2 separate regions of the Homo sapiens genome follow, and region 1 is linked to region 2. Evidence: read pairs that join two places in POLR2A ChIA-PET (ENCODE). Cell type or tissue: PC-9. All regions are shown on one strand. Links, peaks and the distances in the headings refer to the core of each region. The heading gives the core; the rest is flanking DNA. Region 1 has its middle 29 kb from the start of PDIA4. Region 2 overlaps EZH2 (enhancer of zeste 2 polycomb repressive complex 2 subunit).

Region 1 (12,519 bases), core at 2,171-10,170, 240 kb after region 2:
ACAAAGTATTGATCTTGGATGTGTCTGTGAGGGTGTTGCCAAACGACATTAACATTTGAGTCAGTAGGCTGGGGAAGGCAGACCCACCCTCAATCTGGGTGGGCACAATCTAATTAGCTGCCAGCATGGCTAGAATATAAGCAGGCAGAAAATGGGAAGAGACTGGCCTAGCCTCCCAGCCTACATCTTTCTCCAATGCTGGGTGCTTCCTGCCCTTGAAACTCGGACTCCAAGTTCTTCAGTATTGGAACTCTTTCTTTGCTCCTCAGCCTGCAGATGGCCTATTGCAGGATCTTGTGATCGTGTGAGTTAATACTTAATAAACTCATATATATATAAACATACATATATATATTCCATTAGTTCTGTCCCTCTAGAGAACCCTGACTAATACAGATTTTAGTACCAGGAGTGATTCTAGAGGAACAGAATATTAAGGATGGAGTTCTTTTGTTGGTTTTGGGGTTTCTGGAGTCAGCTGCTTAATATGATTAGAAATGCTAAGGACTATACTTCTAATAGTTTGGAGAACACTGATAGTCCTTTAGCATGAACTGTTTAGAGAGTTGTGCAAAATAAATGCATTTGACACTCCTGATTCATTGCTTGTGAGAGGCAAGGAGTTTAGTGACTCTGTACCTAATACCTTTCACCATATGTGGAGAACCAAGGAACAAAATGAAGCTGGTTGGTTGCTTCTAAATTCAATGGACAGAGCGATGAAATAAAATAATGAACTCAGGGATTCTATTTCCCAGCTTCAGAAGCAGATACTGAGCCTCAAATCTGCTAAGATTGTCCTGAGAGTCTCATCTCCTGTAGAGAAAGAGCTGAAATTGTGGAAAAACTGACACAAGCTCTTATCATGTGAGTGGCTGACCTGCAGTGACAGGTGCATGCACAGCCTCACCAGGTGTCTACTGTTTTTTTGTTTGTTTGTTTGTTTGTTGAGATGGAGTCTCACACTGTTGCCCAGGCTGGAGTGCAGTGGCCCGATGTGGGCTCACTGCAAGCTCCGCCTCCAGGGTTCACACCGTTCTCCTGCCTGAGCCTCCCATGTAGCTGGGACTACAGGCACCCGCCAGCTACAGGCGCCAGCCACCACGCCTGGCTAATTTTTTTTTTGTTTTGTTTTGTATTTTTAGTAGAAACGGGGTTTCACCATGTTAGCCAGGATGGTCACGATCTCCTGACCTCGTGATCCGCCCACTTTGGCCTCCCAAAGTGCTGGGATTACAGGCATGAGCCACCGCGCCCAGCCAGGTGTCTACTATTAAAGTGAGGGCATTGATCGGAAAAGAATGGGACCCTGCAACTTGGAATGGGGACGTGTGGGAGGACCCTGATGAAGCTGGGGGCACTGAGTTTGTAAACTCTGATGAACCTTTTTTGCCAGAAGGAACAGCTTCCCCATCTCCAGTAGTGGCAACATCCCTCCCCGACTATGCTGCCATCAGCCTTTCCACCTTTGTCTGAGGAGATACAGCTTGTGCTGCCTGAGACAACAGTGATGGCCTCCCCTGAGGCAGTTGCCAGGCAAGATACTGTTGATTCTCCTCAAAAACCACCCCAACACCCGTGTTTGCTTCTAGACCTATAACTAAAGTCCTGGTGGGCCCCTAGAGGTGAGGCTGAGAGTGTGACCCATTAGGACATGTGCTACACTTGAAAAGAACTGCTTGAGTTTTCTAATTTATATAAACAGAAATCTGGAGAACAGGCATGGGAATGGATATTAAGGGTGTGGGATAATGGTGGAAGGAACAGGTCGGGCACAGTGGCTCATGCCTGTAATCCCAGCACTTTGGGAGGCCAGGGTGGGCGGATCACCTGAGGTCAGGAGTTCAAGACCACCCTGGTCAACATGGTGAAACCCTGTCTCTACGAAAAAAAATGCAAAACTTAGCTGGGCTGGTGGCGGGCTCCTGTAATCCCAGCTACTTGAGAGGCTGAGACAGGGAGAATTGCTTGAACCCGGGAGGCAGAGGTTGCAGTGAGTCCAAGATCATGCCACTGCACTCCAGCCTGGGCAACAGAGTGAGACTTTGTCTCAAATAAATAAATAAATAAATAAATAAATAAATAAATAGATGGAAGAAACACAGGGTTGGATCAGGCTGAATTTATTGATTTGGGCCTACTAATTAGGGACTCTGCATTTAATGTTGCAGCTCAGGGAGTTAAAAAAAAGGTTCTAATAGTTTATTTGCTTAGTCAGCTGAAATATGGATTAGAAGATGGCCCACTGTGAGCGAGCTGTAAATGCCTGATCTCCCTTGGTTTAATGTAGAGCAAGGGATCTGAAAGCTTAGGGAGATTGGGATGGTGGAGTGCATTAGTCACTTTAGACCTACTCATCCCAGCTGGAAAGGTCCAGAAGATATACCCTTGACCAGTGCTTTGCAAAATAGATTTGTGAGGGCAGCACCTGCATCTTTGAAGAGCCCTGTAATTGCTCTTCTCTGTATGTCCGATCCAATAGTGGGAATCTCAGTCACTCAACTACAAAATTTAAATACAGAAGTTGTATCTAGGCTGCCTTTGGGATTCAGCACCATGGCGGAAGAAGACATCGAGACCGAAATCAAGAACTACAAGACTGCCCCTTTTGACAGCTGCTTCCCAACCAGAACCAGACCAGGAACTGCTAGCAGAACTACCTGGACTTCCACTGCTGTCAGAAGGCAGTGACCACTAAAGGAGGTGATATCTCTGTGTGCGAATGGTACCAGCATGTGTACAAGTCCCTCTGCCCCACATACTGGGTCACAGCCTGGGACAAGCACTGGGCTGAAGGCACGTTTCCCGGGAAGATCTGAACTGGCTGCACCTCCCTCTCCTCTGTCCTCTGTCCTTCTCCCAGGGTGGTGAAGGGGGACCTAGTACCCGGTGATCCCCACCCCGGCATCCAAAATCATGACTTCACTGCTAATAAAAACTCATGGGAAAAAAAAAATTTAAGTACAGTGGGAATAACTGGATCCCAAGTTGGCAGACACCAAGTGGCAGCACTCAATTGTCAAAGGCAAGGTGGGCATAGCTACCCTAACAGACAGCAGAGGCAAAGTGGCAATCAGAATAGTCTGACTCGTGTAGAACTCTGGCATTAGCTAATTAATCAGTGTTCCTAGAAGTGAAATTGATAGGCAGCCTACTGCATTCCTATTTAATTTATATAAGCAGAAAAATAACAGTTAAGGTCCAATGCAAACAGAAAGGGTCAGGAAAATGGGTTGGGCATGGTGGCTCACATCTGTAATCCCAGCACTTTGGGAGGCTGAAGCAGGAGGATCACCTGAGGTCAGAAGTTCAAGACCAGCCTGGCCAACATGGTAAAACCTCATTTCTACTAAAAATACAAAAATTAGAGCCAGGTGTGGTGGTGGGCACCTGCAAACCCAGCTACTCAGGAGGCGGAGGCAGGAGAATCACTTGAACCTGGGAGGCAGAGGTTGCAGTGTGCCAAGATTGCGCCATTGCACTCTAGCCTGAGCGAGAGTGAGAATCTGTCTTAAAAAAAAAAAAAGGAAAGAAAAAAAGAAATCTGGGGAAGAGGTATGTGGATGGAGCCTCTCTGAGTGGTCAAAAACTGTGAAGATATTTGTATTCCATGTGAGTGCTCCGCTAAGTGACCTCAGCAGAGGAGGATTTTAATAATCAAGTGGATAGGATGACCCGTTCTGTGGACACCACTCAGCCTCTTTCCCCAGCCACCCATCATCGCCCAATGAGCCCATGAACAAAGTGGCCATGGTGGCAGGGATGGAGGTTACGTGTGGGCTCAGCAAGATGGACTTCCACTCACCAAGGTGGACCTGGCTCTGGCCACCGCTGAGTGCCCAATTTGCCAGCAGTGGAGAGCAACACTGAGCCCTCGATATGGCACCATTCAATCAGCCAGCTCCCTGGTGGCAGGAAGATTATATTGGACCTCTTCCATCATGAAAACAGTAGAGGTTTGTCCTCACTGGAATAAACATTTACTCTGGATATGGGTTTGCCTATCCTGCAGGCAATGCTTCTGCCAAGACTACCATCTGTGGACTCACGGAATGCATGGTATTCCACACAGCATTGCCTCTGACCAAGGCACTCACTTTAGGGCTAAAGAAGTGTAACAGTGGGCGGCCGGGCGCGGTGGCTCATGCCTGTAATCCCAGCACTTTGGGAGGCCGAGGTGGGTGGATTACGAGGTCAGGAGATCCAGACCATCCTAGCCAACAGGGTGAAACCCCGTCTCTACTAAAAATACAAAAAATTAGCCGGGCGTGGTGGCGGGCGCCTGTAGTCCTAGCTACTCGGGAGGCTGAGGCAGAATGGCGTGAACCCGGGAGGCAGAGCTTGCAGTGAGCCAAGATCGTGCCACTGCACTCCAGCCTAGGTGACAGAGCGAGACTCCATCTCAAAAAAAAAAAAAAAAAAGAAAGAAAGAAAGAAGAAGTGTAACAGTGGGCTCATGTTCATGGAATTCACTGGTCTTAACCATGTTGCCCATCATCCTGAAGCAGCTGGATTGATAGAATGGTGGAATGGCCTTCACTGTAATTGAAGTCACAATTACAACTCCAACTAGGTGACAATACTCTGCAGGGCTGGGGTAAAGTTCTCCACAAGACCATGTATGCTCTGAATCAGCGTCCAATATATGGTACCGTTTCTCCCATAGCCAGAATTCACGGATCCAGGAATCAAGGGGTTGAAGTGGAAGTGGCACCACTCACCATCACCCCTAGTAATCCACTAGCAAAATTTTTGCTTCCTGTTCCTGTGACATTATGTTCTGCTGGCCTAGAGGTCTTAGTTCCAGAGGGAGGAATGCTGCCACCAGGAGACACGATTCCATTAAACTGGAAGTTAAGATTGCCACCTGGACACTTTGGGCTCCTCCTACCTTTAAATCAACAGGCTAAGAAGGGAGTTACAGTGTGGGCTGGGGTGACTGACCCGCACTATCAAGATGAAATCAGTCTACTACTCCACAGCGGAGGTAAGGAAGAGTATGCATGGAATAGAGGAGATCCATTAGGGTGTCTCTTTTTTTTTCTTCTTGAGACGGAGTCTCGCCCCGTCACCCAGGCTGGAGCACAGTGATGCTATCTCGGCTCACTGCAAGCTCCGCCTCCCGGGTTCACGCCATTCTCCTGCCTCAGCCTCCCACATAGCTGGGACTACAGGCATCCGCCACCACGCCTGGCTAATTTTCTTGTATTTTTAGTAGAGACGGGGTTTCACCATGTTAGCCAGGATGGCCTCGATCTCCTGACCTCGTGATCCACCTGCCTCGGCCTAGGGTGTCATTACAGGCGTGAGCCACCACGCCCAGCCTGGGGTGTCTCTTAGTATTACCATGTGATACTACCATGCCCTGTGATTAAGGTCTACCGGAAACTACAACAGCACAATCCAGGAAGGACTACAAGTGACCCAGACCCTTCAGGAATGAAGGTTTGGGTCACTCCACCAGGAAAATACCACAACCTGCTGAGGTGCTTGCTGAAGATAAAGGGAACACAGAACGGGTAGTGAAGAAGGTAGTCATTAATACCAGCTATGACCGCATGACCAGCTGCAAAAAGGAGGACTGTAATTTTCATGAGTATTTCCTCCTTTTGTTAAAAACGTGTTTGTGCATTTATACACTTCTACTTAAGAAAATATCTTCATGTTAGGCCAGGCGTGGTGGCTCACGACTGTAATCCCAACACTTTGGGAGGCCGAGGCAGGTGGATCACCTGAGGTCAGGAGTTCAAGACCAGCCTGGCCAACATGGCGAAACCCCATCTCTACAAAAAAATAAAAAAATTAGCTGGGCGTGGTGGTGCACGCCTGTAATCCCAGCTACTCAGGAGGCTGGGAGGATTGCTCGAACCCAGGCGGCAGAGATTGCAGTGAGCTGAGATCGTGTTATTGCACTCCAGCCTGGGCGACAAGAGCAAAACTCCGTCTCAAAAAAAAAAAAACAACAACAAAAAACATGTTATTTCCTTTCTTCTGTATCACATGACATTTAGATTTATTGACTTCACATCAGCATTTAAGTATTGTTAACTTTATGTCATAGTATTTGGGTTGGGGATTGGTGCGTTTCCGGTTGTACGAAGGATAGTTATATTATGTTAGGCATAATTATGACCCTATTATTATCTTTATTTGAAGATTATATATGATCTCAGGAGATGTGTATTGATTCAAGTTGACAAGGGGTGGATTTGTGATGGTTAAAACTGAGTGTCGGCCGGGCGCAGTGGCTCATGCCTGTAATCCCAGCACTTTGGGAGGCTGAGGCGGGTGGATCACAAGGTCAGGAGATCGAGACCATCCTGGCTAACATGGTGAAACTATGTCTCTACTAAAAATACAAAAAATTAGCCAGGCGTGGTGGCGGGCGACTGTAGTCCCAGCTACTTGGGAGGCTGAGGCAGGAGAATGGTGTGAACCCGGGAGGCAGAGCTTGCAGTGAGCCGAGATCGCGCCACTGCACTCCAGCCTGGGCGACAGAGCGAGACTCCATCTCAAAAAAAAAAAAAAAAAACTGAGTGTCAAGTTGATTGGACTGAAGGATACAAAGTATTGATCCTGGGTGTGTCTGTGAGGGTGTTGCCAAAGGAGTTTACTTTTTGAGTCAGTGGGCTGGGAAAGGCAGACCACTCTCAATCTGGGTGGGCACCATCTAATCAGCTGCCAGCGAATAATAAGCAGTCAGAAAAATGTGAAAAGGAGAGACGGTCCTAGCCTCTCAGCCTACATCTTTCTTCCATCCTGGATGCTTCCTGCCCTCGAACATCGGACTCCACGTTCTTCAGTTTTGGAACTCTGACTCACTCTCCCTGCCCCTCAGCCTGCAGATGGCCTACTGTGAGACCTTGTGATGGTGTGAGTAACATTTAATAAACTCCCCCATATATATTTTATATATAATATATATTATATACTTATTATATATTATAATTTATATATTATATTTATATAACACATATTATATATTATATTAACTTATATATATTATATATTCTATATATATTCCATTAGTTCCATCCCTCTAGAGATCCCTGACTAATATAGCTGATGAGCTAAAAAAAAAATCACAAAAAGACTAATAATTTTTTTTGTTTTTTGTTTTGTTTTGTTTTGTTTTTCGAGACGGAGTCTTGCACTGTCGCCCAGGATCAAGTGCAGTGGCCCTATCTGGGCTCACTGCAAGCTCCGCCTCCTGGGTTCACACCATTCTCCTGCCTCAGCCTCCCGAGTAGCTGGGACTACAGGCGCCTGCCACCACGCCCGGCTAATTTTTTTTGTATTTTTAGTAGAGACGGGGTTTCACCATGTTAGCCAGGATGGTCCCGATCTCCTGACCTCGTGATCCACCCGCCTCAGCCTCCCAAAGTGCTGGGATTACAGGCGTGAGCCACCGTGCCCGGCCGACTAATAATGTTTTAAGAAAGTTTATGAATTTGTGTTGGGCCACATTCAAAGCAGCCTGCAGGCTGAGGGTTGGACAAGCTTGCATTTGATACCAGTTCCATGTCTTCTGAGCTGTAGACAGAGATCAGCAAACTACAGCTTGTGGGGCAAATCCAGTGCCTGCCTCTTTTATTTTCACATTCCATGAGTTAAGGATGGTTTTTATATTTCTCCTTTTTTAAGAGACAAGGGTCTTGCTCTGTCACCCAGGCTGGAGGGCAGTGGCACAATCACAGCTCCCTGCAGCCCAACTTCTTGGGCTGAAGCAATCCTGCTTCAGCCTCCCAGAGCACTGGGATTACCGTTGTGAGCCACCATGACTGGCCGTACACTTTTTAGCTGTAGAAAACAAAAAAAATCAAAAGAAGGGCCGGGCACAGTGGCGCACGCCAGTAATCCCAGCATTTTGGGAGGCTGAGGCAGGTGAGTCACTTGAGGTCAGGAGTTCGAGACCAGCCTGGCCAACATGGTGAAACCCTGTCTCTACTAAAAAAAAAAATACAGCTGGGCCGGTGGCTCACACCTATAATCCCAGCACTTTGGGAGTCTGAGGTAGGCAGATCACCTGAGGTCAGGAGTTCGAGACCAGCGTAGCCAACATGGCAAAACCCCGTCTCTACTAAAAATACAAAAAAAAAAAAAAAAAAAAAAATTACCTGGCGTGGTGATGGGCTCCTGTAATCCCAGCTGCTTGGGAGGCTGAGGCAAGAAAATTGCTTGAGCCCAGAAGGCGGAGGTTGCAGTGAGTCAAGATTGCACCGCTGCACTCCAGCCTGGGAGACACAGTGGGACTCTGTCTCAAAACAAAAAAAAACAAAGCTGGGCATGGTGGCTCACGCCTGTAATCCCAGCACTTTGGGAGGCCGAGGTGGGCAGATCTTGAGGTCAGGAGATCGAGACCATCCTGGCTAACACGGTGAAACCCCGTCTCTACTAAAAATACAAAAAAATTAGCCGGGCGTGGTGGCAGGTGCCTGTAGTCCCAGCTACTTGGGAGGCTGAGGCAGGAGAATGGTGTGAACCCGGGAGGTGGAGCTTGCAGTGAGCCGAGATAGCGCCACTGCACTCCAGCCTGGGGGACAGAGCAAGACTCTGTCTCAAAAAAAAAAAAAAAAAAAAAAAGGCCGTTGTAATCCCACCTACGTGGGAGGCTGAAGCACGAGACTTGCTTGAACCCAGAGCAAGACTCCATCTCAAAAAAAAAAAAAAAAAAATTAGCCATCGTAATCCCAGCTACTTGGGAGGCCGAGGCATGAGAATTGCTTGAACCCGGGAGGTGGAGGTTGCAGTGAGCCAAGATCCAGTCACTGCACTCCAGCCTCAAAAAAAGCAAGACTCCATCTCAAAAAAAAAAAAAAAAAAAATCAAAAGAAGGATGTTTCATGGCATGTAAAAATGATATGTAATGCAAGTTTCAGAACTCATGAATAAATTTCTATTGGCACACAGCCACTCTCACTTGTTTATGTATCTTTTATGCTGCTTTCATGTTGTAACAGGAGAGTTAGAGTTGAGAAGTTGCAGCAGAAATAGCTTCTTATCTAGCCATTTTGCTTCCAGTTTCTCCAGATTCATTCAACCTACATCATGTGATCAGTTAACTTTCCAATATACAGATCATTCCCTTCTCATTTCTAAAGCCCCTGTGGCAGCCTAATGCCTTTAGGATGCAGGCCAAATCCAATGCAGCATTCAAGGCCGTCCATGAGCTGGCCTCACACAGGTTATTTCCTGCCATTTTCCCCCAAAGAATCCTATGATCTAGCCACAAAAGATGACAGGGCAGTCTTGAACGCACTCCATTTTCACCACCCTTTGTCTTTTCTCAAACCCTCTTGAAATGCCCTCTCCCATCTCCTTAACCCAGGAAAATATTTTTTTCTTTCTCTTTTTAAATCATTTAAGGCCTAGAGCAACCGACTTTTCCTTAGTGAAACCTACACAGGAAGAATTAATTGCTCCGTCCTTTGTATAAGAAATTCACAATACTTCCCAAAGTGAATTCCACAGAATTCCAGTCCTAAAGGGTGTGGCTACCAAATATTTGTAAAAAGTGTTCTCAGCCAGGTGCGGTGGCTCATGCCTGTGATCCCAGCACTTTGGGAAGCCGAGGTAGGCAGATCACCTGAGGTCAGGAGTTCGAGAACAGCCTGACCAACATGGTGAAACCCCATCTCTACTAAAAATACAAAAATTAGGCCGGGAGCGGTGGCTCACGCCTGTAATCCCAGTACTTTGGAGGCCAAGCGGGGCACATTGTCTGAGCTCAGGAGTTCGCGACCAGCCTGGGCATCTGGTGAAACCCCATCTCTAGTAAAAATACAAAAACTTAGCCAGGCGTGGCGGTGTGCTAATTTTCCCAGCTACTTGGGAGGCTGAAGCAGGAGAATTGCTTGAACCTGGGAGGCGGAGGTTGCAGTGAGCCTAGATCACGCCACTGCACTCCGGCCTGGGCAACAGAGCAAGACTCCATCTTAAAAAACTAAAAAAAAATAAAAAATACAGGCCAGGCGCAATAGCTCACGCCTGTAATCAATGCTCATCTTTCCAGAATTGGGAGGCTGAGCCGGGCAGATCACCTGAGGTCAGGGGTTCGAAAACAGCCTGACCAACATGGAGAAACCCCGTCTCTACTAAAAAAATACAAAATTAGCGGGGTGTGGTGGCACATGCCTGTAATCCCAGCTACTTGGGAGGCTGAGGCAGGAGAATCGCTTGAACCCGGGAGACAGAGGTTGCGGTGAGCCAAGCCCCCTTGCGCCATTGCACTCCAGCCTGGGCAACAAGAGCGAAATTCCGTCTCCAAAAAAAAAAAAATTAGCCGGGCATGGTAGCAGGCGCCTGTAATCCCAGCTACTCCGGAGGCTGAGGCACAAGAATCACTTGAATCTGGGAGGCCAGAGCTGCAGTGAGCCAAGACCGCCCCATTGTACTCCAGCCTGGGCAACAAGAGCGAAACTCTGTTAAAAAAAAAACAAAAAAAGTTGGGGGGGGGGCGGTTCTCAGATGAAATAAACTTGGGAAATGACAGATTAAACAAAGTTTAACAGGTTTATTTGTTGCAGGGCCTCTCTGAGCCTTTAAAAATGCTGACAGCGTGGCCAGGCACGGTGGCTCAGGCCTATAATCCCAGCACTTCGGGAGGCCGAGGTGGGATGATTATCGGAGGTCAGGAGTTCGAGACCATCTTGGCCAATATGGTGAAATCCCATCTCTACTAAAAATACAAAATTAGCTGGGCCTTGTGCGCGCGCCTGTAATCCCAGCTACTCGAGAGGCTGAGGCAGGAGAATCGCTTGAACCCAGGAGGCGGAAGTTTCAGTGAGCCGAGATTGTGCCATTGCACTCCAGCCTGGGCAACAAGAGTGAAACTCTGTCTCAAAAAAAAAGAAAAAAGAAAAAATGCTGAGGGCAATTGTAAATCTGCCTTATCTGGAGAACACCTTTGGGAACATGAAGTGAAATTGGGGCCATTGGCAACTATCATTCTCAGCATATGAAAGAAACCTATGCAGTTGGAGAAAATAAGGTCAACACAGAGGGAAGCAAAACTAAGAAGAAAGAGCACAAAAGTGCCCTGAACCACGGCGTGAGCCCCTGCACCCAGCCAGCTGTGAAGACAATCCGACCACTGGGCTTCCTATTACATGAACCTATAAGCTACTTTTTATTTTTCCTTTAGGTACTTTGAGCTGAGTTTCTGTCATCTGCAAGCAAAAGTGCCCTCACGCAATACATATGCCTTTTTTTTTTTTTTTTTTTTTTGAGATGGAGTCTCACTCTGTCACCCAGGCTGCAGTGCAGGGGCATGATCTCAGCTCCCTGCAACCTCCACCTCCCGGATTCAAGCAATTAATTCTCCTGCCTTAGCCTCCCCAGTAGCTGGGATTACAGGCGCCCACAACCATGCGTGGCTAATTTTTGTATTTTTAGTAGAGACCGGGTTTCACTATGTTGGCCAGGCTGGTCTCAAACTCCTGACCTCAGGAGATCTGCCCGCCTTGGCCTCCCAAAGTCCTGGGATCACAAGTGTGAGCCACTGCACCCGGCCCATATGTCTCTCTCAGTGGGCTATTTGCCCCATGAAGGTAGGGACTATATTTTATTTATCTTTCTACTTACCCCAGAATCTGATACATGGGAAGTATGCAATAAGTGTTTATTGATTTCTCCTGAATTAAATAAAGGAATGAAAATTCTGGAAAGATGAGCATTGATTTAACTGGCACATACACTTCTGGCTGTTTTGTGGGTTGCGTTCTAAGACAATAAAGCCAAAATGCAGAGACCCTAAGAAATTGGTGGCAATAAAGCATTTGATTAAGGTATTATAAGGCAAATAGGATACTTGGAAGACATGAACTAGGCATAATTATCAAGGAAATAATTTTTCTCAGGATATCCTACTGATAAGTAGGTTGCTGTCTCCAGAGGCCAACCAAGCAGCCAACAGAAAGAACAGGTAACCTGCAGAGACTTGCTTAGTCTCTGATTTCATGAATTACTCTCAAATTTTCAACAAAAACCCATCTTGCCTAGAGAGATCAGAGCTTCACAGATACTCCTCATCCCCTGCTTGTAAAGTTCCTTCTGATATCCATCCAGATTCTCCTACTCCTGTATTGAAAAACAGATGGCCATGTCGTCAAAGGTCATTGCCACTTGGAACCCCAAACACATTTCCTTTTGTCTCAGGGTGGCTTCACACCTGTCCTCATCAGTAATGTTTAAAAGCCCTTCTACCTTTGTTATATTGGGGAAGGAGTTAGGACACAAATCTTGAGAAGGCAGAATATTCATCATGTGAATTGACTTAGGCTTTAGTGACATAATTCCAGGAATAGACTTGTGATGATTTTGCTGTTCCTCTTTTCAAAAGTTAACCAGTGCTGCAAACAAAGCAGATTTATACCCTGACAGAGGTGGAATATTGAATACATAGGCCCTTGTTTTACAGGAATAGTTTGGGGAGACTCATAGAGAAGTCAATCATTGGAACTTCTGCAGACACTTATTTGTAACTGGAGAAACACAATCTGAAATAATTTGATTCAATTA
Region 2 (12,519 bases), core at 1,000-8,999:
ATTCCGGTTTCCACAACGATGGCAAAAAATACTCTCCCACCCCCAAGTGCTTATGAGTTCCATCTAAAGCACGGCTACATCTCAGTCCCATCCCAAAGCACTTCTCCTTCAACTGACTCGGACTCACACCTTCCAGTCAGCCTCCACTTTACAGAAGAGAATTGACTGGGGATTCATCAGTAGACGTCCTCCATTCAAATTGGTTTAACATACAGAAGGCAATTATATTAGAATAACCCAAGCTCTAATCCAGTTACTATTCTAAAACAAATGAAAACAAAGCAGATATTGTTAAGCTAATAATGAGAGGAATGGAAAGATGCTAACCCTTTTTCAGCTGTATCTTTCTGCAGTGTGCAGCCCACAACCTGCAAAAACACAAAGAAAATTAAACCAAATTTCTGCGGGAAGCTACAAATCCAACAGAGAGCTGCTTAACTGGATCTATCTGTGCCATGAATACAGGAATGCGTTAAAGCCAAGAGTCATGCCCTGCCCAGTTTATATTTGCCATCAGTTTGAAGCAACTCAAACAGCTTGATGGCTCAGGCTGCCCCAGGTGTGGCAAGACGTCATTTCCTGTGTTCATCCATGACTCCTGGTCAGAACTCCTGAGCTCCCAATGCTGCACAAAGCAGCAGGTGTGTCTGCCTGTTGATTTATTCTGATGTGGATGACACTGATCACTTCCTCTTATTTCAGGCATCATAAACCAAGCAAGTGAACTACGTGGTCAGAAATAATTCAACCAAAATTTCAGAAGCATCTCCTAAAGCCTAAAAAATAAAAATAAAAACTTGACTTTAAAAAAATTCTAAATTGGGTTGGCCCTACACTTATTTTTGTTAAAGTAAGAAAATGTAACATGAGCCTGTACACAATTTAAGAAGCATAATCTAACTGCACCCTTACCTACCCAATTAGGTTTCTCATTTTTAAAAATGTGAGGTAGAGGTATGGGGAGATTAGAGCAGATAGTCCACTCATCAATTTTTCTGGTTCTACATTTACAAATCAAATCAGCCTGAAAACATTCGCTAAGGTGAAAATAACATTCACACAAGCTTAAAGTAGGGTACCCATTAGGAGTATCGGAATGCAATGCCACACAACTTAGAAATTCAAGCTCCTGGAATAAAAGATACTTCTAAAAACTGGCCCAGAGCTCACATCAGAAACACAGAACATTTCATGATGTTAAAGTAATTGTTTACGTAACCTTTACTGCAAAAGCTACTAAATATGTTTTTCTTAACCCAAATGCAGTCTGGTAACCGTAATTTTTATGACTCTTAACATACCAAATATACTGAAGGCTGCTGTATTCTTATAGAAAAATACTAGCAATTCCCAGTGGAAATAAGATTCCATAGTTCTGTTTTTGATGGCAGTTTAAGGTTTTTTAAAAATAGACTAAGTAGAAACCAACAACAGCCCTTAGGAAGGGCCTTGCCTGCAGTGTCTATCTATGTTGACTTCTCTAAGGAGCTTCATGACAGACTCACCGGTGTTTCCTCTTCTTTTTCCTTGGAGGAGTATCCACATCCTCAGCGGGAGCTGGAGCTATGATGCTAGATTCTTTGACTCTAAACTCATACACCTGACAAGAGGCACAGTCACAGAGCCATGAGGACAGTCTTATTTAGGCAAACCATTCTTATACTCATGCATACCAGAAAAATGTCTTTGTCTCTTCTGTGACACTGCTAGATGCTGGGGATATAACACACATCGCTGTCCCTACCCTCACATTAGGGGTAGCTGTAATTATATTCTGGTCAAGAACTGTGATGCTAAATTTCAATTCTTACTAGCTTTTAAAAGCTACTGCTATCTAACCTTAAAAGTCTACATTGGGGAAATTCTGTAACATACCTGGAGAATAATTTTCATTCAATTCCCTCTTGGGAAGAAAAAAAAATTATTTTTAGGAGATGAATAGGAGCTTAGTAATAACCAAGAATTTTCTTTGTTTGGACAACGAGTACAGTTTTATCTCTATGTTTGAAGCTCTTTTAACAACATTTTTATCGGATATCTTACCTGTCTACATGTTTTGGTCCCAATTAACCTAGCAATGGCACAGAAATTGTCATAGTAAGTGCCAATGAGGACTCTAAACATTGAGGCTTCAGCACCACTCCACTCCACATTCTCAGGAGGTTCAATATTTGGCTTCATCTTTATTGGTGTTTGACACCGAGAATTTGCTTCTACAAAACCAAATGTAAGCACTGGTCAAGAAATGATTGGAAATAATATTAAGAAGTACAATTCAGGGTGTGCTTAAGAAAAAAGCGAAAAGATGAGGACAACTCAAATCCAATCGGCAAAACACTAACCCATCGTAGTTCACATTTTCCAACAAAACTACTCACAGAACGTCAAGAATATTAAACCAAATGATCCAAATTTCATTATTCCCTACCTGAGAAAGATCGAAAAAAGAAAATGGCACAAAGAATGAGAATAAAGTGCATCATCAGCTTTCAAACAACCAAGCAGGGCAAACACCACAAGCTAGGGTACGGGTGCAGGCAGGAAACAGAAACAACACAGCTACACATTCTTGAGATAACTCTGGTCTTTATACTGAAACTAACCAACTAAGAAAATTATTCAATGCATTATACATCCTTAATCCTCACAACACGAACTTTCACAGAACAGTAAAACCCAGTTATTAGACGTGTCTTACCAGAGGAGCTCGAAGTTTCATCTTTCTTCTCTTCTTCTTCTTTATCATTGTTCTCTCCCCCCGTTTCAGTCCCTGCTTCCCTATCACTGTCTGTATCCTTTGATTCCAGCACATTAATGGTGGGGGTGCTGGGCCTGCTACTGTTATTGGGAAGCCGTCCTCTTCTGCGGCCTCCTGGACGTTTTGGTGGGGTCTTTATCCGCTCAGCGGTGAGAGCAGCAGCAAACTCCTTTGCTCCCTCCTACGAAATGAAAAATGTCAACATCAGGGCAAAGTTCTAAAACTCATTTTGATGGAAGAGAAAAAAAAATACTATATAAGCCAGGTTAGTCAAAAAATGTATCACATTATCCATTTATCACAAATAATCATTTGCATGTCTAATATACTTGTTTTGATATGCTTTTGATAGTCTGAAAATTTCAGAAAGAGAAATATGGGTTCTATATATTCCTAGAATGGTACAAAAATCAGGCAAGACAGTTCTATATTGTGAATTTGTAAAATATATTAGCTAGTTATAATTAAGTTAAAATATAAGAAGATAAAGTATGAAATATACTTCATGTAATAAAGGTAATTATCTCTATGGACATACAGTCTATTTAAAAGTGAATCTTTACAAAAGAATCATATACCTAATGTGCACGGAGTCAGACTACCTATGCAGAGTTTAAGATAATGCATACCTCTTCGTGTTAATATTTCAACTATACAAGAACACAAAACACAAACATGCTTGACTTTGTCACTTCCTGTCTTACTATTAAAACATCCAACATTTTTTTTTTTCCTGTGAAGGATACACAGCCACAGGAAGACATGAAAGGAACTTCAGGAATAAGACTGTGAGGGTTACATCTTGCATTATGAAGTACAATAATCCAGTCTCAAAGTATAAAACAATGGTAAGAGCATGGTTTATAGAGACCACAGAAACATTTTAGATGAGCCAAACAAAATTCTGCCTTGTAAAGAATATTATAAAACAAGTGCTCAAGAATTCCATTTTTTTAGTGGAAATAGAAGGGAGAAGTTTGACAGCAGCCAACAGTTTTATACTTCATTCTACAAAAACCAAATTGCTTAAAAATAGGATACCTTCTGCAGGTGCCATTCAATGAATCTTCTGTCCAAAATCCAACAGGCAATATATACCCATTTAGTTCCTAGGTAGGAGTGGCTTGGTTCAAAGAGGGGAAATGGTAAAAATAAGAGAGTACCCGTAAAAACAACTTTTCTACCTCATATTTTCCTAACCCCTTACCTGTTCTCCATCATTTAAAAAAAAAAAATCTGTGGAACCTATCACATAGCTGAAATGACAGTGCATCTAAAACTCAAGTAGAGGGATATGGCTATGAGAGGGGCTTGGGATCTACTGCGTATGATTACTGCATGCCTGCTTTCTAAGCGGACTATCTGTGCCTTGCAACTCTCATAGACTTTGTGGAAGGCATAAAAGTCCTTGATCCTAAAGACCTTGAAATGTTGCTGAAGAGATAACACAGATTTTAAAAAGAATAATACCACATTAATGAAGGACTAAAATGTGCAGTACATGAGCTATGGAAGAAACAGCATGGGTGAGAAAGCTCTGTCTATCATATGGCCCATAACAGCATGGGTGCAGACAACATTAACGCTGACTTGATCACCTCCACCAAAGTGCAAAGTCCTCTCAAGTACCCTCTGCAATAATTAGGCACTAAGTCTTACCAAATGCTGGTAACACTGTGGTCCACAAGGTTTGTTGTCTAGAGCTGTTTCTGTGTTCTTCCGCTTATAAGTGTTGGGTGTTGCATGAAAAGCTGCAAAATAAATGAAACAAAGAATCTAATATAACTATAAAATACTTACTTTTTCACTCTTCCAGTTCCACTGGAAAAGTCAATTAATGGATTATAATCTTGCTAATATGTGGTTTACGTTACTTCATACAACTTTCCTTCAGGCTCTTACTGAATGATCACAACGTATTCTCCATTCCTCCTCCTCCAACCATTAAGCAGGAAGGAAAAACAGTAAATTCTGGAATGAGTCGTGATTTCTCATTTTTCTCCTTGCAAGTAAAACTGATGCGCATAACTATGGTTATAAACATTTACTTAAATTGAATCTTACTATCTCTGTCTAAGCAGTTGATAGACCCTCTACAATTAAATCAGATTTCCTATTTTTAATTCTGACATACAATTTCTTGATTTCTAAAGAAAGGTCAGCAATCAGCTTGTCACCAGTTGTAAAAACTCATTTTTAATGATAAAGAGGACAGCCCCAGATTACTAACATTCAATTCCTGTGAATCATACCCAATCCAAGAACCTGGTGAGAGCTTATAGTGTCTTGCCACAGAAAATTACAATGTCAAAAAAACGGATTTTAGAAAGATACACTGTTTGAAACCTAAAATTCCAAAATAATGTAACAGAAAGATTCAAATGCGGGTACACTGCTACATGAAAAGAGTGTGAACATTGACAGCAGTGCTAACTTCACAGAATTTCTTGCAAAAACTTACTTCCTCATATACAAAAGGGAAATGCTGGAAATGGACTATTCAGAATTATACAAGATGAAAATTAATTTGGAGAAAAACAAGTGACATTTCCACAAAACAAATCATCTTTTAAATATTTGTAAAAAGCCATATTTAAAGACTGAGAAAAGGAAGGAAAAAAAAAAAAAAGGACAAAGTTGTGTTTTTAAAGAAGAAAAATTCAAGGCTCAGATTCTGTTGGAAGCGTGTGAGCAATTAGGCTCCAGACAGCCTAACACCAATACTAATCTGGTGCTGGATTACGTTTGTTAAGGAACCCTAATACAACTGTTTTTCTGTTTATGAGTTAAACTAACATTGTAGCTGGTTCTCTGAAGAAAAAAATACATAATTTAAAATACAAAAACCACTTCTTAACAAAAAAGTGACAATGAAATATATAGAGAACAAGAATATTAACAAAAATAAAACGAACATTAGAGAACACATAAACTTCATACAAATAAATCTCAAAACCTGGATGTAAAGAATAATTTTCTAAAACTCATCCAGAAGAGACAGAACATTTATCTCTATCTACCAGCACTACTAATTTTTAAACTGTACTGAAACTACAAGCTAAAGTAGGTAGAAAAGACAGTTACAGCTCTTTTAGAATTTGTCTAGCAGGCTTTCTGGTTTTTATCAGAAAGCCTCCCCACTCCCCTCCCCCGCCCAACCAAAAAATAAATAAATAAAGTAGGTAGAAAAGAGAAAGAAGCTTCAGTTATAAAGACTGGATAGAAGGTAAAACCATTAATAACTACAGACAGTATAATTACACAGCTGGAAAACTCCTAAGAATGTACTGAGAAACTGATAAAACATGAAGACAATGCAGTAAGGTAGCAGGGTACAAAACAGAAGACAAAATGTGGAAAAAGCCCAACAGCAGCAGCAAGTTTAATACCTAGAAATACTCAACAAAAAATGTACAAGAGTCACATAAAGAAAACTTGGGAGATAATTAAAGGACACAAAAAGAGAGGTGATGGTATGGTTAGTTAGACTTAACCCTTATATTTTAAAAAGAAATTAGGTAATTTATAAATTTAATGGGATTCCAATAAACATACCACTAATTTTTTTTAAAAAGAACTAGACAAACAGATTTTGAAATGTATATAGGCTGGGTGCAGTGGCTCACGCCTGTAATTCCAGCACTTTGGGAGCCCAAAGTAGGAGCATCACTTGAGGCCAGGAGTTTAAGACCAGCCTGGGCAACATAGTGAGACCCTATCTCAAAAAAAGAAAAAGAAAACTAACCAGCAATGGTGGTGCATGCTTGTAGTCCCAGCTACGCAGGAAGCTGAGATAGGAGAAGAGCTTGAGCTCAGGAAGTCAAGGTTGCAGTGAGCCATGATTGTGCCACTGCACCACTCTGGCCTGGGTGACAGAGCAAGACCCTGTGTATGTATGTATGTGTGTATGTATATATATCTCTCTCTCTAAATAAATAAATTTATATAGAAAAACAAGAATTGCCAGGAGATCTCTGAATACCGCCTCATGAATAGACTAAAGGAACACAATGTTGAGAAACCCAAATACATATGGCAACAGGCAATGAAGGAAATATCTCAAGGTAGTGAAAGATGAACTTTTCAGTAAATGAAACAACTAGGCAACTTTGGAAGTGAGGAGGAGGATCAGATTTATAATCCACATCATATTAAATTCCAAATGGATCAAAGATTTATGTTTTTAAAAATGAAGCCTAAAACATACTAGAAAAAGTGAGAAACGCTTTATAATCTTGGAATGGGAAAGCTAACTGATAAATTCAACTACTTTTTAAAAAATGTTTAAACTGACCAGGTGCAGTGGCTCACACCTGTAATCTCAGCACTTTCAGAGGCTGAGGCGGGCAGATCACTTGAGGTCAGGAGTTTGAGACCGGCCTGGCCAACATGGCAAAACCACATCTCTACTAAAAATAGAAAAATTAGCTGGATGTGGTAGCACATGCCTGTAGTCCCAGCTACTCCAGAGGCTGAGGCACAAGAATCCCTTGAACCCAGGAGGCAAAGGCTGCAATGAGCCAAGATCACACCATTGCACTCCAGCCTGAGCGACAGAGCAAGACTGTCTCAAAAAAAAAAAAAAGTTTAAACTTTGCTTATGGGACTTTTACCAAATAAACTTGAAAAAAATTGCAACTCATATTTCAAAAAACCTAATTTCCTGATTATATAAAAAGCTCCTAAGACATCAAAAAGATCTATGAGACCAAGAATAAAAATAGGCCAGGCGCAGTGGCTCACACCAGTAATCCTAGCACTGTGAGAGGCTGAGGTGGGTGGATTACCTAAGGTCAGGAGTTTGAGACCAGCCTGGCCAACATGGTGAAACCCTGTTTCTACTAAAAATAAAAATATGAGCCAGGTGAGGTGGTGCGCGCCTGTAATCCCAGCTACTCAGAAGGCTGAGGCAGGAGAATCACTTGAATCCAGGAGGCAGAGGTCGCCGTGAGCCAAGACTGCACCACTGCACTCCAGCCTGGGCGACAGAGCGAGACCCGTCTCACAAAATCAAAAAAACAAAGAATAAAAATAGTTCACTCTTCAACATATAGGAAGATCCTACCCTCATTCAAAGGAATTAAATCCAGATATTAAAACAATGCTTATCACCTGTGGGAAGCAGAGATTAAAAAACAAAGAAAAACAAGAATTTAAAAATAATGCTAAAAGCCATTTTTCACTTATAAAATCAATTTTAAAAATTAGTTTGGTAACACCTTCTATGGGCAGGGCTCTCTGACTTTGCTGGTAGGGCTTTAAAGTGCTGCATCCCCATATGGCAGGTCATTTGGCAATACCTAAATAGAGTTTATCAGGTAAACTTAAACTTGCATGAAATGGGTACAGATATTTGCTGTGGCATCGTTACAGCATAAGGCTCAAAATAATCCAAATGGTCACCATTAGAGACCAGTCCAGTAAGTTCTGGAACCTCCTACAGCACAGGCTATGCAGCTATACAGATAAAGCTAATAGCTACAATATTAAATCCTATCCTTATTCCAAAAAAAGGGAAAAGCCTGAATGCTATGCCACCATGTAAATAAGACGGTCAGAAAAAAGGGTATCTTTATACTTGTCAAAGAAACTGTAAAAAAAATACGAGAACCAATAAAAGTGGTTAACTACTAATAAAAGTGGAAGAGTGAGGTAAAATTTCGAAGGATGGGGAACAGAAAGTCATTGGGAGACTTTATTGTACACATTTTCATACTTTTTTTTTTTTTTTAAGAGATGGGGTCTCACTCTGTCACCCAGCTGGAGTACAGTGGCATGATCATAGCTCACTGCAGCCTCAAACTTTTGGGCTCAAGCAGTCCTCCCACCTCTGCCTCCCAAAGCACTGGCATTAAAAGGATGAGCCACCGCGCCCAGCACATCTTCATATTAATACTTTTTGGAAACGTAAACCATGTGAATGATGACCTATTTTAAAAACAACAATAGCTAACAAGAGCCAGGTACCATTTTAAGTATCTTCCCCACATTAATTCATCTAATCCTCACAACAGCTCTGTAAAGGAAGTACTACCGTATCCCCAAGATAAGAGACCAGAAAACTAAAGCACAAAATGCTATATTCAACATAAAATCGACCAGGCGTGGTAGCTCACACCTGTAGTCCCAACACTTTGGGAGGCCAGGGCAGGTGGATCACTTGAGGTCAGGAGTTCAAGACCAGCCTGGCCAACATGGTGAAACCCCATCTCTACTAAAAATACAAAAATTAGCTGGACGTGGTGGCGGGCGCCTGTAATCCCAGCTACTCAGGAGGCTGAGACAGGAGAATCCTTTGAATCCAGCAGGCGGAGGTTGCAGCGAGCTGAAATCACACCACTGCACTTCAGACTGAGCAACAGAACGAGACTTCGTCTCAAAAAAAAAAAAAAACAACAACAACAACAAAAAAGAAACAGTCATGTGCTGCATACCATCTGAGTCAATGATGGACCGCATATACAACAGTGGTACCATAAGATAATATTGTATTTTTACTGTATATTTTCTATGTTTATTATGATTTAAACATACAAATACTTGCCAATGTGTCACAACTGCCTCCAGTATCCAGTACAGTGGCATGCTGCAGGGATATGTGGCCTAGGTGTGTCATGCGCTGTACCATCTAGGTTTGTGTAAGTACACTCTGTGTTTACATAATGCCAAAATCACCTAACAACACATTTCTCAGAATGCATCTCCGTCCATAAGTAATGCATGATTATATATATTTAATGATTTATTTAGTAACTTATTTTACCTAAGAAAAATATACCATGTGTGGTATTTTGTCGAAGTTAACGTAAAACAATGAAGTTCCTACAGAACTCAATAGGACTGAATGATGAAGACACTGGCTCTACTGTAAAAAGAAGTAAAAGTGGGCCTAGCACAGTTGGACCCATGGCCACCAAATGCTACAAGGAGGCAGCCAATTAGCCCCATGAAAGCCAACTTTATTAAAGTAAAATATTCCACTGTTCTCCCCAGCTAGAATGAGGTAAGTAACAGGTTCAAGATTCAAGTTAACAAAAAAAAAAATTACTCATCTCTGAATGGCACAATAAAAAACTTGTAATGTTTAAAAGTAGTGTCCTACTTCTATGGTTCATTTTTACAGCAAAAAAACTTTATTAAATGCTACATCTATAAACAACAAATTGGAAGGACCTTTCAGCGACTCCAAAATAGTGCTTCCACTCAATTCTTTTGCTATAGTGATATCTACATACAATGTCCAATAGTCTTAATAAAAACTCGATGTAATTCATAAATTCATGGTGTGTAAAGGGAAATTAAAATGAAATTCAAGACAACTATTTCAAGGGCTTAACTGTCCAATGGCTGAAGCAACAAATGGATGACTTACTACGAATTTTTAAAACTACCAAATCAATTTAAACTAGATGAGGAGTTAGAACAAGAGCAAGGAGGTAACAATATAATGATAATTCTAAAAATCTACTTCAAGTTTTTCTATTTTAAGATAACTAAACCACTAATATGTCACACACAAAAACAAAACTTAACATTTCCAGACCAATGTATTACATCACTCAACACATTATTAGCTGCAGCAAAAACAAGTAGAGCAAACACTTAGGAGGAGGTGAGGTACAGCTGCTTGGGCAAGCTTAAAAAGACGTTATCATTGGTGAACGAGGAGGAATAAATCTGTCAATGGTAGGCACAGGAACTCAAAACAACAAAGCAATGTGGGGCCGTTGAGTACAGGGGAAAACGATTTTACAATGGGTCAAAGCCCCTAAAGAAATTACCATGCCATAGACAGACGTACTAAAATACAATATAGGAAAAACCAAACTATAATAAGCAAACTACTCTAGGAAAATTAGGAAGTATTAAATACATTTTCAAAATATGTGCCTCAAAAGTAGTTGACGCTTTTAAACTGTGCTTAGAAGTTTCAATTACCAGGAAAATTTACTAAGAAACCACATTCCCTAGAAATGCCAGAGGAAAAAAGTATTTTTGTATATACCATACTTACATTTTCACTAAGAACATTTTACGTTTTACTTGTATTCAAATGCAGGTATTTTTAAAAAACAACTTACCCAGAGGGCAAAAAAATAAAATAAAATAAAATAAAATTACATTAAATCGACAAGCACTTACCTGAACATTTTTTTGGCCAATTTCTTATTTAACACAATTTATTCATCAATATCAGCAATGTTGCTCTGGGCTACCAGTTCATAATAATAGTTTTATTGTAAAACAACTGCTTAGTTAGCACTTACGGGGGAAAAAAAAAAAAATCACTGACCTGAATTCCATGTTAGTGGAAAATAGTAGTCCAAATGAAATACATGCAAAAGATTTCAGAGCAATCCTCAAGCAACAAAGTAAAAATAATAATACTGAGATCTAAAGATATTTGTCAAAGTAACTACAAGATTAAATGATAAATTCTAGTTGTAATAAATGATAGCACTCTCCAAGCTGCTTTAAAACATAATTCCACAACAAAGATAGAAAATGAAAACGTACAATAATTGCACTTACGATGTAGGAAGCAGTCATATTTAAAACATCGCCTACAGAAAAGCGTATGAAAGGAGTGTAAGCTTTGCTCTCTCTGAACAGATTTAGCATTTGGTCCATCTATGTTGGGGGTACATTCAGGAGGAAGTGCGCCTGGGAGCTGCTGTTCGGTGAGTTCTTTATATCTGACATTAACCAAGAAAAATTTAAGTAAACATGAAACAAAAATCACTTTTTTGAAAACAGTTTCTAAAAGGTTTCCATGTGTTACTTTTGATGTTTATCTTGCCTAAAACATAAAGGAATGGCTCTATTTAGATAAAGAGCCAACTAAATATTGTGCATGGTGTTATCAAGAATCAAATTCATCGATATGATTCAAATATATCATGGAAAAGGATATTATATTAGTTTTAACTAAACATCAAATTTCTACCAGTATCCAGATAATTTTCCTGTAAATGTACTACTGTAAATTTTATGTATATGTGTGTGTTTATGTGTATATATAAATTATACATATGTATTTATTCTATCTACAGGAAATATTTTGTAATGCAGAGTACCACAAGTACACATGTTGCTTCAAGTATCTTGCAAACACTGTAAACAAAGTGTAGTGGCTCATCCGCTACATTGATTCCATTTGTAATAAACCAAAATGGTGAGTTACATACCATACAGGGCAAGATTGCCTCAAAGGAACAAATTCTTACTTTTCCTTTAGTTCTTCTGCTGTGCCCTTATCTGGAAACATTGAGGAAATGGCTTCAAAAATTTTATCAGAAGGAAATTTCCGAGGTGGGCGGCTTTCTTTATCTAAACAGGAGAATATGAAAGGAAAAAAAGAATGGAAGTAAACAAGTTTTTGATCTTTCATTTTCTCTACCCAATTATGTCTCTATAACAAAGCTGATTTTCTAAGAAATCATCTCTATTTTGTGTTTTACTTACTTCTCACATACTTTACATGTCTGTGGAATGCCAGTCAGTCAAAAACAAAATTCAAATTCAAATATGAAAAGCTTTAAGAGCACTGGGAAGCAGAAAACCTAGGTTCTACTCCCAGCTCTGCTACTAACTGATTTTGTGACTTAGAGTGATCACTTTACCTCTTGGGTCTGTTTACTCATCTGTAAAATGAAGGAGCTGAACTAGATGATCAATAAGGTCAATAAGGTACCTTTTTGTTATTTTCTCTTTTTTGAAATACGCTTCTTAGAAATTGCTATTTCACCCGCCAAATTATT

What was found. Peaks named below come from ENCODE experiments on the same cell type or tissue, not always from the same donor. Only the 100,000 strongest peaks of a DNase experiment are listed, where the experiment ranks them.
Region 1: POLR2A ChIA-PET joins it to region 2 with 12 read pairs; 2 of 35 experiments call an interaction of 5 or more read pairs at or near these places.

Annotation. Positions count from the first base shown.
Region 1 is chr7:149,051,358-149,063,876 of GRCh38, forward strand. It overlaps the pseudogene COX6B1P1. Among named protein-coding and RNA genes, the nearest start is that of PDIA4, 29 kb to the left of the region's middle. In PC-9, for the core only: no CTCF peak of the experiment used is centred there; a DNase peak (open chromatin) is centred at 5,444; H3K27ac peaks cover 1,591 bases.
Region 2 is chr7:148,815,179-148,827,697 of GRCh38, forward strand. It overlaps EZH2 (enhancer of zeste 2 polycomb repressive complex 2 subunit), which reads right to left. Exons shown (of 20, transcript NM_004456.5): 7 at 11,986-12,088; 8 at 11,276-11,454; 9 at 4,418-4,509; 10 at 2,699-2,939; 11 at 2,044-2,213; 12 at 1,506-1,600; 13 at 328-368. It also overlaps the pseudogene RNU7-20P. Among named protein-coding and RNA genes, the nearest start is that of EZH2, 63 kb to the right of the region's middle. In PC-9, for the core only: no CTCF peak of the experiment used is centred there; no DNase peak of the experiment used is centred there; H3K27ac peaks cover 585 bases.